Regions from separate parts of the Homo sapiens genome. Here region 2 is linked to region 1. A link is a loop called in an ENCODE intact Hi-C map of the cell type or tissue named here. Cell type or tissue: Calu3. All regions are shown on one strand. Links, peaks and the distances in the headings refer to the core of each region. The heading gives the core; the rest is flanking DNA.

The links. Hi-C counts contacts between places; a loop is a spot of excess contacts. Peaks named below come from ENCODE experiments on the same cell type or tissue, not always from the same donor. Only the 100,000 strongest peaks of a DNase experiment are listed, where the experiment ranks them.
Region 2: it touches region 1 in a loop (5-fold over the local background); 2 of 110 quality-filtered maps call a loop at or near these places.

What each region holds. Positions count from the first base shown.
Region 1 is chrX:57,526,329-57,531,888 of GRCh38, reverse strand. No RefSeq gene overlaps it. Among named protein-coding and RNA genes, the nearest start is that of ZXDB, 63 kb to the left of the region's middle. In Calu3, for the core only: no CTCF peak of the experiment used is centred there; a DNase peak (open chromatin) is centred at 3,048.
Region 2 is chrX:57,279,266-57,284,825 of GRCh38, reverse strand. It overlaps a transcript of FAAH2 not described here. Among named protein-coding and RNA genes, the nearest start is that of FAAH2, 4.7 kb to the left of the region's middle. In Calu3, for the core only: no CTCF peak of the experiment used is centred there; no DNase peak of the experiment used is centred there.

The DNA of each region.
Region 1 (5,560 bases), core at 191-5,190:
TTCACTTAGAATAATGGCTTCCAGTTCCATTCAAGTTGCTGCAAAATACATTATTTTGTTCTGTTTTATGTTACATTCCACGATGTATATGTAACACATTTTCTTTATTCACTCATTGGTTGATGGACATTTAGGTTGGTTTCATAATATTGCAATTGTGAATTTAGTTGTGATAAACATATGTGCAAAGGTGTCTTTTTGATATAACAACTTCTTTCCCTGACAAATTATATTCAGACCACAGCAGACTCACTTCACCTTAAAGGACACAAATAGATTAAAAATGAAGAAATAGAAAGCATTTCATAAAAATTGAGATAAAAATAAAGAGGAAGAATACCTATGCTAACAACAGAAGAAAAAACCTTTAAGTCAAAAATTGTCACATGAGGAAAAAATAGCCAACTTATAATGAGAAAATGGTCAGATCATCAAGAATACATAACAAGCCAGGTTCAGTGGCTCATGCCTGTAATCTCAGCACTTTGGGAGGCCGAGATGGGTGGATCACTTGAGCACAGGTGTTTGAGACCAGCCTGGGCAGCATGGTAAAACCCATCTCTAAAAAAGTATACAAAAATTCTCCACATGTGCAGGTACATGCCTGTAGTCCCAGCTACTTGGGAGACTGAGGTGGGAGGATCACGTGAACCTGGAAAGGTTGAGGCTGCCATGAGCCTTGATCATGCCACTGCACTCCAGCCTGGACAACAGAGTGAGATACCGCCTCAGGGGGAAAAAAAGAAAGAAAAGAAGTACACATAACAATTGCAAATATATGCACATAAAATCAGAACATCTACATATGTCTAATCTGAAGGGAGAAATATACAATATAATAAAAAGTAGAATATTTTAATATTCCAGTTTAAACAACAGATAGATCATCCAGACAGAAATTCAATAAGGAAACACTTGACCTAAAGTATACTTTAGGCCAAATGCACCTAACAGAAATATACAGAATATTCCATTCAACAACAGCAAAATACATATTTTTCTTAAGCGTACATAGAAAATTCTCCAAGACAGATAGCCACAAAAAACTTAGCAAATGTAACAGGATTTAAATAATATTACAAACCACTTCAGACTAGGAGGAAAACTGAAAAATTTACATATATCCAGAAATTAGAAAGCACACTCCTGAACCACCAGTAGGTCAAATAAGAAATCAAAAAGGGAAATCTAAAAATACCTTGAGACAAAAGAAAATGGAAACAAAATATATCAAAACCCATAGGATGCACCAAAAGAAGTTTTAAGAGAGATGTTTATAATGACAAATGCCTACATTAAGAAAGTAGAAAAGATCTCAAATAAATAACCTAACATTACACCTCAAGAAACTAGGAAAAGAAAGACAAACTGTATTCAAATTTAGCAGAAGAAAGAAAACAATAAAGATCAGAGCAGAAATAAATAAAAGAAAGAATAACAAAACTATAGAAAAAATCAACAAAAGTAAGAGTTTCATAAAAATATAAACAAAATTGACATACTTTTAGCTAGACTGCAAAAAGATCAAAAACTCAGATAAAATTAGAAATGAAGCTGGAGACATTACAATGGATGCTTCAGAAATAAAAAAGGATCAAAGGTGCTATTATGAACAACTGTATAACAACAAATTGGATAACCTAGAATAAATTGAGGTTTCTAGACACATACAATCTACCAAGATTGAATTACAAAGAAATAGAAAGCCTGTTAACAGACCAATAACAAATAAGATTAAAGTAGTAAATGAAAATGTTTATACAAAGAAAAGCCCAGTACCAGATGTCTTCATGTCTGAATTACACCATTCAAAAAAATTCATACAAATTCTTCTTAAACTCTACCAAAAAATATAAATGTAAGTAGAAGGCATACTTCTAAATTTGTTTTGTGTAGCTTTCTCCAAAATGGCTGACAATAAGTATTTCTAGTATGCCTCATCCAGTTAGGTGAAAAAAAAAATAGTATGTAGACTATCACACTTTGAATATATTATCCAAGAAGAAACAGAAGAGTTCAACATAAAAGTGAAAGGAAACTCTAAATTCCAGGAAGGAGAAGAAAAACAGACAACTTGCAAGGCCTGGACCAGGTGAAAACTGGGAGAGTCTCCACCATGGGAGAGGGTCTTTCTCTGTCTTTCTGTGGTTCAGTTTCTCATTGAGGAATCAATAAATCCAGGCCACAGGAGAGCACCTCTATTCTCTCAAGTCCTGAATTCTAACTGAGGGAGTGGCCAGGAGAACGTGAGATGAAACTGCTTGAGGGAGTGTCTCACACACTCTGACAGACCTATGCATTTACATTAAGATACCATTCTCAATCCTAGCCCTTAACAAACTGTGTGTGGCCCTGGAAATGAGAGGCACCAGTCTTTGGCATTAGACTCAAGCTGTAGCTTGTGGAAGTGGGACTTGAGTGAAGGAGGGACTCTTGGAACCAGAACTGAGAAGTTAGCATGATATACACTCCAGCCACTGGTGCTGAAGCCGAGCTCTTCCCCACGACCTGAGAAAGATGAGAGTTGCTGCTGAGGCTTGGCCTTGAGCAAGACAGTGTCTCCTATGGCCTGGGGCTGAATTATGGGTGGGCTGGATGTGCCAAAACTGACTGACCAGCCTACTCAGCAGCCTCACCTGGGACATGGGAGGAAGACCTGCCAGGACTAAGGTGTGAAATGGACAAAAACTGCCCACCGACTAACCAAAGCAATGTTCACAGACTGGCCATATTTGCAACCCATGACAAGACCTCAGAACAGCAGCAGTCATCCCTGACCCAAGCATTTTCCCAGGGACCTGAACATCACTTCAACCCCAAGTCACAGCTGGTGCCTGCACTTACCACTGGGGGGCCTGAGTGCAAGCTTGCCAATCTGGTTCCAGCTGGCATCATCCCCTCACTGAAACAGTATGTGGGGTCCAAGCTCCTGGCTTTCCACAACCCAGTTTACCTCCTGGAATACCTGAGCATATCTTACATGGGGCAGAAGTAAGGCAGAAATTCTACCACTACCATTGCAACTGGTTCCTGTCTGCTACTGCCATCTACTGGCCTAGAGACCAGCCTGGACAGCCCATGGCAACAACTGGTAATAAAGAGCATAGCACTCAGGAACTAGAAGAGTAAATCACTACCACTGTAACTGCCATTGCTCATGCCACTTTGTCTGCTCAGAAGATTGTAAGCACACTCACCAATTCAGTACCCTGCTACTACAACAAGCATATGAGAAAGCCACCCAGAGGCCCGAGGTTTGACCTATCTGGAACTGCGAACACAGGTGCCAGCATACACTGCTTCAGGTCATAAGAATAGACATGATTACCCAATGACTACTACCACCAAAACATGAAGAAAGGCCCATCAGGCATTCAAGTCCCCAGTACAACCTCACCACAGCCTCCACCAATACCACACCCTAACACACTGAGGACTCCACAGATGTAGACAAGGAAATCAAACATAATCTTCACCACTGCTTGCACCCAGAAGCAAAGCCAAATAGCCCTACACAACCATCATAGTCATATCTTCAAGAAAAAAGTATCATTTCCCCAAAGAAAATAAATCCAAAATGAAAAGTGACTGTTGCTCCAGATGTACAGAAATCAATGTAAAGATATAGCAATCATGAAAATGCATAGTAATATGACACGCTCAAAGGAATCTTAACCAAAAATAAAATCTCAAAATGCCAGATAAAGAATTCAAAGCATTGATTTTAAAGCAGCTCAATGAGATGGAAGATATATCTAAAAACCAATTAAAAGAAATCAGAAAATCAATTCAGAATATCAATGAGAAATTTACCAAGGAGATAGATATCTTTAAAAAAAGGAAATAGAACTTCTGTAACTGAATAATTTATTTACTAAAGAAATTAAAAATACATTTCAAAGCTTCAACAATAGACTAAACCAAGCAGAAGAAATAATCTCAGAATTTGAAGACAGATTTTTTGAAATAGTCCAGTCAGACAAAAATAAAAATAAATGCACACAAAATAATCCACAAAACTTTTGAGATGTTTGGAACGACATAACGTGACCAAACTTACAAATTATCAGTATTCCCAAAGGAGAAGACAGATAACTATTTTTAGTAAACATATTAAACAAAATAATTGATGAAACCATCTCATATCTAGCAAGACATTTAGACACACAGATAGAGGAGGCCCAATAATACTCAGGCAAATACATTGCAAAAAGTTCCTCACCATGGCATATTGTAATCAGACTGTCCAAAGGCAAAGTGAAAGAAAGAATTCTAAAATCAGCAAAAGGAAAGGGTCTATTCCCTTATAAAAGAAACCCTATCAGACTAACAGTACACTCCTCAGCAGAAACCATACAGGACAGAAAAGAATAGAATAGTATATTCAAACTATGAGAAAGAAATCAGACAGTCAATATTTTGTATCTGGCAAGATTAAACATTATAAATGAAGGAAAAAAAAGTCTTTCACGGACAATCAAACATGGAGGGAATTCAACAGCAGTAGACCAGCCCTATAAGACATGCTTAAAGGATTTCTAAACATGGAAATATAAGGACAATATTCACCATAATGAAAACACATGAAAGTATAAAACTCATTGGTAAGGCAATCACAGAAGAGGAAGAGAAAAGAATCAAATGACAACACTACACAATTCTACCAAACCACAAAAACAGAAACAAATACATAATTAAGAAACCATAAAAGAATTTACAATATGACAGGAACAAAATGACACGTATCAATTAACTTTACTTCCAAATGGATTAAATGCGTCACATAAAATATATATATAAGTGGAATAAATAAACATAATTCAAGTGTATCCCACTTATAAAAAGTTTGCCTTAACTGTGCAGACACATATAGACTAAAAGTGGTGGAAAAAGATATTCTATACAAACAGAAACAAACTTTGATCAGAAACAGCTATACTTACATGAGATAAAATAGACATTAAATTAAAAAAAGTAACAAAAGACAAAGAAGGTTGTTATAGAATGATAAAAGGATCAACTCAGAAAGAGCGCATAATGATTCTAAGTATATGCACTCAACAGCTTGCACCCAGAAAAGAGATAGACAGAAATACAATAATAATTGAGGACTTCAATACACCACTCAAAGCATTAGACAGAACATCAAGACAGAAAATTAAAAAAAAATATCGACTTAAATTGGACTTTAGACAAAACAGACATAAAAAGCATTTACAAAATATTCTACCCAATAACTGCAGAATGGACATTCTTTTCATGAGCACATGGAAAATTCTTCAAGATAGACCCTATATTATGCCACAGAATAAGTCTTAGCAAATTTTAAAAAATCAAAATTGTATCAAGTATCTTCTCAGACCACAGGTGAATAAAATTAAAAATCAATATCAGAAGGAACTTGGAAAATGTAAATATATGGAAATTAAACAACATGTTTATAATAACAATTGGGTTCATGGAGAAATTAAGATGAAAATTCTAAAAACCTTGGAACAAATGAAAATGGAAACACAGCATACCCAAGCTTGTGGGATACAGCAAAGGCAATGCTAAGGGG
Region 2 (5,560 bases), core at 368-5,367, 250 kb after region 1:
AGAATAACAGCTGCCATATGGTGTTATGAAGATTAAATCACATATGGATGTAAAGCTTCTGTTTTTTTTTTACAATCTTAAATATTTTAATTTTATATTAATAGTTAGACCATGTTAAGTATATTGCCATTGTTGGCAACATATCACCAGAACATTTTTATCTTGCAAAATGAATACATACTATACATGAATCGACTACCTGTTTTCCCCATTGACTGGCCCTTTACAAATGCCATTCTATTTTCTCTTTTTAAAAGTGCAACTACTTTAGCTAACTCGTATAAGTGGATTCATACTTTTTATGATGGACTTATTACACTTATCATAAGACCATTAAGATTTATCTTTAAAATAAATGTTAAATTTCCTGCTTTTTAAAAGCTGAATAATATTCCAGGTTTTGTTGTTGTTGTTGTTGTTGTTGTTGTTTTGTTTTGTTATGATATGGTGTCTCATTCTGTCGCCCAGGCTGGAGCGCCACTGGAGTGCAGTGGCACCATCTTGGCTCATTGCAACCTTTGCCTCCCGGGTTCAAGTGATTCTCCTGCCTCAGCCTTCCAAGTAGCTGGTATTATAAGCACCCACCACCATGCCCAGATTGCAGGCTTTCTTCCCGGGCACGCCGCAGGATAAGGCCCATTAGCTTGGGACACTAACAAGGCTACCCCAGCCCTGCCTGAGTTCTCAGGCTGGAAGCAGCTCCACACTTCCCTGGGACAGAGCTCCCAGAGGGAGCAGGCAAGCTGACGTTTTTCCACGCTCATGTTCTCATCAGGCTCTGGAGGTAGTATAGAAGTTGGGGACTGACGCGAACCCACAGCACAGCGCAGTCACCTTAAAGGAAAAGCGGCCAGACTGTTTTCACGTGTGTCCCCACCTCCGCTGCTCTTCACTGAGCAGTGCCTCTTGACCTGGGCCCCAAGCACAATCACTCTGCTTCCACATAAACACTTTACTCGGTAGCAGCTCTGCGTTTCTGAGGAGGAAATCCCAGAGACAACCCACAGCTTCTCTGCCATTGCAGCTGCAGTGGTACTGTTCTGCTGCATTCAGGCCAGGGAATAAAACAAAAGGTCGAGTTGCTACACTGGAGCCTCCAGCACGCTGCAGCCACCATACAGAGAGGAGCCCAGTCTCTCTTCCATGTAGGCTCCCACCCCACACTCTTCACCAAGCAGGGCCCCAAGCCTGGATCTACACAGACGTCCCACCCTTGGCAGAGCATTCCCTCTGCTAGTGGCTTTGTATTTCCCTGGGGGAGGGGCTCCCAGAGGCAACTGACAGCCCCTCTGCCACTGCCATTGCAGTGGTTCTTCCCCTGCTGCCCTCAGGCTGGAGAAGAAATGAAGATCCTGAGGGCTTTACTCACATTTCTAGCAAGACACAGTCACCATACAAAGAAGAGCCCACTCTCTCCTCCCTGTTATCCCTCGAACCCCGACTCTTCCCCAAGCGGGGTCCCCACCTCAGGCCAACAGCACAGTTGCCTCACCCCCTGGCTGAACATCCCCAGTAGCAGTGACTCTGTGTTTTTTTCTGAGATGGAGGTCCCAGAGACAACCAAAAGCCTTTCTGCCCCTGCCACTGCAATGGTAGTGCCCTTGCTGCCCTCAGACTGGGAAAGAAGCAAAGACGCACAGTGCTTTAACCACACCTCCAGAAAGCCACAGCCACCATAAGGAGAAGAGGCTGGTCTGTTCCCTCCGCAATCCCCTTCCCATCCCCAGGCAGGTTCCCATGGCTTGGGCCAAAAACGCAGCTGCCCCACCCTTGACTGATTGCACCAGTTGATATCCGCTCTGAATTTCTCTAGGGTAGAGCACCAAAAGACACGGGAAAGACCCTCTGCCATAGCCACTGCCAAGGTCTTGTCCCCTGCTGCCTCAAAAGTGGGGAAGGAAAATAAAGATGAGCTCACCACAAGGTTGTGCTGTACAGCTCGCAAGTGCCAAACAGAGGTCTACAGACAGCACTTCTGTGGGAGAGGAGCCTACACTTTCAGAACAGTAACAGAAAATTTGATGGCAATCATGAGGAAATACAGGCGAGCCACATGGCTAAGCAAGAGCGTACCTATTAACCATTACATTTAAGCACCATCTAGTGGATTACAACCAAATTTCAACACCGAAAATACTGTTAATATATCCCCCAGTGAAACCAAGGACAAGAACTAAGCTACAAATAAAGATCCTGCAAAAATGCTTAGACTGCTGAAAACATTCAGAAAAGAAGTCAACTGATTATACTCATATTACACTACAGTTGAAGGAACATCAACCCACACAGAAAGAATGAAACCATCAACGGAGTAAACAGACAACCTACAGAATGGGGGAAATATTCACAAACATCAAACAAAGATCTAATATCCACAATCTCTAAGAAACTTAACAAGCAATAAACAAATAACCCCATTAAAAAGTGAGCAAGAAACATAAACAGACACTTCTGAAAAGAAGACATACAAGTGGCCAAAAAACATTAAAAAAATGCTCATCATCACTAATCGTCAGAGAAATGTAAATCAAAACCACGAAGAGATACCATCTCACATAGTCAGAATGGCTATTATTAAAATGTCAAAAAACTAACACATGCTGGTGAGGTTGTACAGAAAAGGGAAAGCTTATACACTGCTATAGGCGATATAAGTTAGTTCAACCATTGTGGAAGGCATTTTGTTTATTTCTCAAAGAACTGAAAGAAGAATTACCATTTGACCAAGCAATCTCATTACTGGGTATACACACAAAGGAATATAAATTGTTCGACCACAAAAATACATGCATCTGTATGTTCTTTGCAGCCCTATTCACAATAACAAAGACATGTAATCAACCGAAATGCCCATCAACATTAGACTGGATAACAAAAATGTGGTACATATACACCATGGAATACTACACAGCCATAAACAGGAATGAGATAATGCCCTTTGGAGAAACATGGATGGAGCTGGAGGCCCTTATCCTAAGAAAACTATCACAGGAACAGAAAACCAAATACTGCATGTTCTCACTTATGAGTGGAAGCTAAACAATGAGGACATATGGCCACAAAGAAGGGAAAAACAGACACCACAGCCTACTTGAAGGTGGAGGGAGAGAGGAGGCTGAGGACCAAAAAATTACCTGACTGGTACTATGCAAATTACCTGGATGGCAAAATAATCTGCACACCAAACCTCCATGACATGCAATTTACCAATATATCAAACCTATACATGTACCACTAAACCTAAAATAAACATTTAAAAAACACATAAAAATACATATACTCATAATGAAAACATGAACTTATATCTGAGGATGCACACATGCACATATACAACTATGTAAATCAAATTTCTTGTTACCCATTCCCAAATACTAACTAATATAAAAACAAATGTATGTCTTAGTAACTATAAACTTGTGCTTAAAGTAGGCAAAAGTGGGTGTGTCTTAATAAGTGTAACACAATAGGTAAGTAAATAGGAAATGATAAACTTTTGACCATGTCCACCACCAAATAAGCTTATTTTGCATACATTATTTTAATTAAACTTCTTATTTTAAGATAATTGTAGATTTACAAGAAGCTGTAAGAAATAATACAGAGAGATTCCAGGTGCCCTTTACTCATTTTCCCCCAATGGTAACATCCTCCAAATAAGTACAATGTCATAATGAGAATACTGTAGTTAATATAGAACATTTTCTTCACAACACAGATCTCTCATGTTGTCCTTTTATGTCCACACCACTGCCCAATCCCCTCATTATTCCATAGCTACCCCCAATCTGTTCTCCATTTGTATGATTTCATTTCAAGATTGTCAAATAAAACAAATCGTGCAGTATTGTAACCAATTGGGGTTTGTTTCTTTCACTCTGCACAATCACTGGAGATTCAGCCAGGTTGTATGTGTATCAATAATCATTTATTTTTCATTGTTACCTAGTATTCCATTACATGGATGTGCCATGGTTTGTTTAACCTTTTCACTATTGAAGGATATCTGTAAGGTTTTTATTCATTTACATCTTTTGGTTATTATTGAATAAAGCTGCTGTAAACATTCATGTACAACTTTTTGTGTGAACAAAGGTATTAATTTCTCTAAGATAAATACCTAAGAGTGCAATTGCTGGGCCATATGGTAGATGCATTTTTAGTGTTTTTTTTTTTTTGAAGCTTCCAAATAATCTTGTAAAGTGGCTATGCCATTTTATGCCACCAGCAATATATGTCATCCAGTTTCACTGCATGCTCAGCAGCATTTCTTACAGTCACCATTTTTTTTTTAAATTTTAGCCATTCTAATAGGTGTAAAGTGATAGCTTAACATAGTTTAAATTTGCATTTCCCTAGGGCCTAAAACAGTTTCATAAGCTTATATGACATCTATATATTCATTTTGGTGAAAAATCTTTTCATGTCTTCTGTTCATTTTCTAATTGGATTTTTTTTGCTTGATATTAAGGTTTTTTAATTAAAGTCAAAAGGTGAAAAAAGTGAAAGCCCAGTCGTTTTGTTTCTTCTATTAAAGACTGTTTTTTGATATTTCAGATTCTTAGCATATCCGTGTAAATGTTATAATCAGAGTACAGAAAAAAAAAGATCTGCTTAGATTTTTATTAGGATTCCATTGAATCTATAGACCAATTTGGGGACAGCTGACATTTTTTCAAAGTGGGGTCTTCCAATCATGAATATGAGATATACATATACACATGCATACATAAGCCCTCAATTATTTAGCTATCTTTAATTTCTTCAGCAATATTTTATAGATTAACTTCCTTGCTATCTATTCGGATGCTGTCATTTTATTCTCTTGCCTGATTGACCTAGCTAGAACTCCCAATACTATGTAAAATAGGAGTGGTCAGAGAGGGAATCAATGTCTTGTGCCAGCTCTCATGGGAAATGCTTCCAGCTTTTGCCCATTCAGTATGATGTTGGCTGTGAGTTTGTCATAAGTGACTCATTATTTTGAAGTATGTTCCTTCAAAATCTTGTTTGTTGAGAACTTTTAACATGAAGGAATGTTTAATTGTACTGAAAGCCTGTTCTCCATCTATTGAGATAATAACGTGTTTTTTGTCTTTAGTTCTGTTTATGTGATGAATCATATTTATTGATTTGCATATGTTGAACCAAACTCTCATCCCAGCATTAAAGCCTACTTGATTATGATAAATAAGCTTTTCTTTTTTTGTTGTGGTTCTTTTTTATTATTATTATCCTTTAAGTTTGGGGTTACATGTGCAGAACGTGTTTTGTTACATAGGTATACACGTGCCTTGGTGGTTTGCTGCACCCATCAACCCGTCACCTACATTAGGTATTTCTCCTAATGTTATCCCTCACCTAGTCCCCCAGTCCCCAACAGGCACCAGTGTGTGATGTTCCCTTCCCTGTGTCCATGTGTTCTCATTGTTCAACTCCCACTTATGAGTGAGAACACGCAGTGTTTGGTTTTCTGCTCTTGTGATAGTTTGCTGAGAATTATGGTTTCTGGCTTCATCCATGTCCCTGCAAAGGACATGAACTCATCCTTTTTTATGGCTGC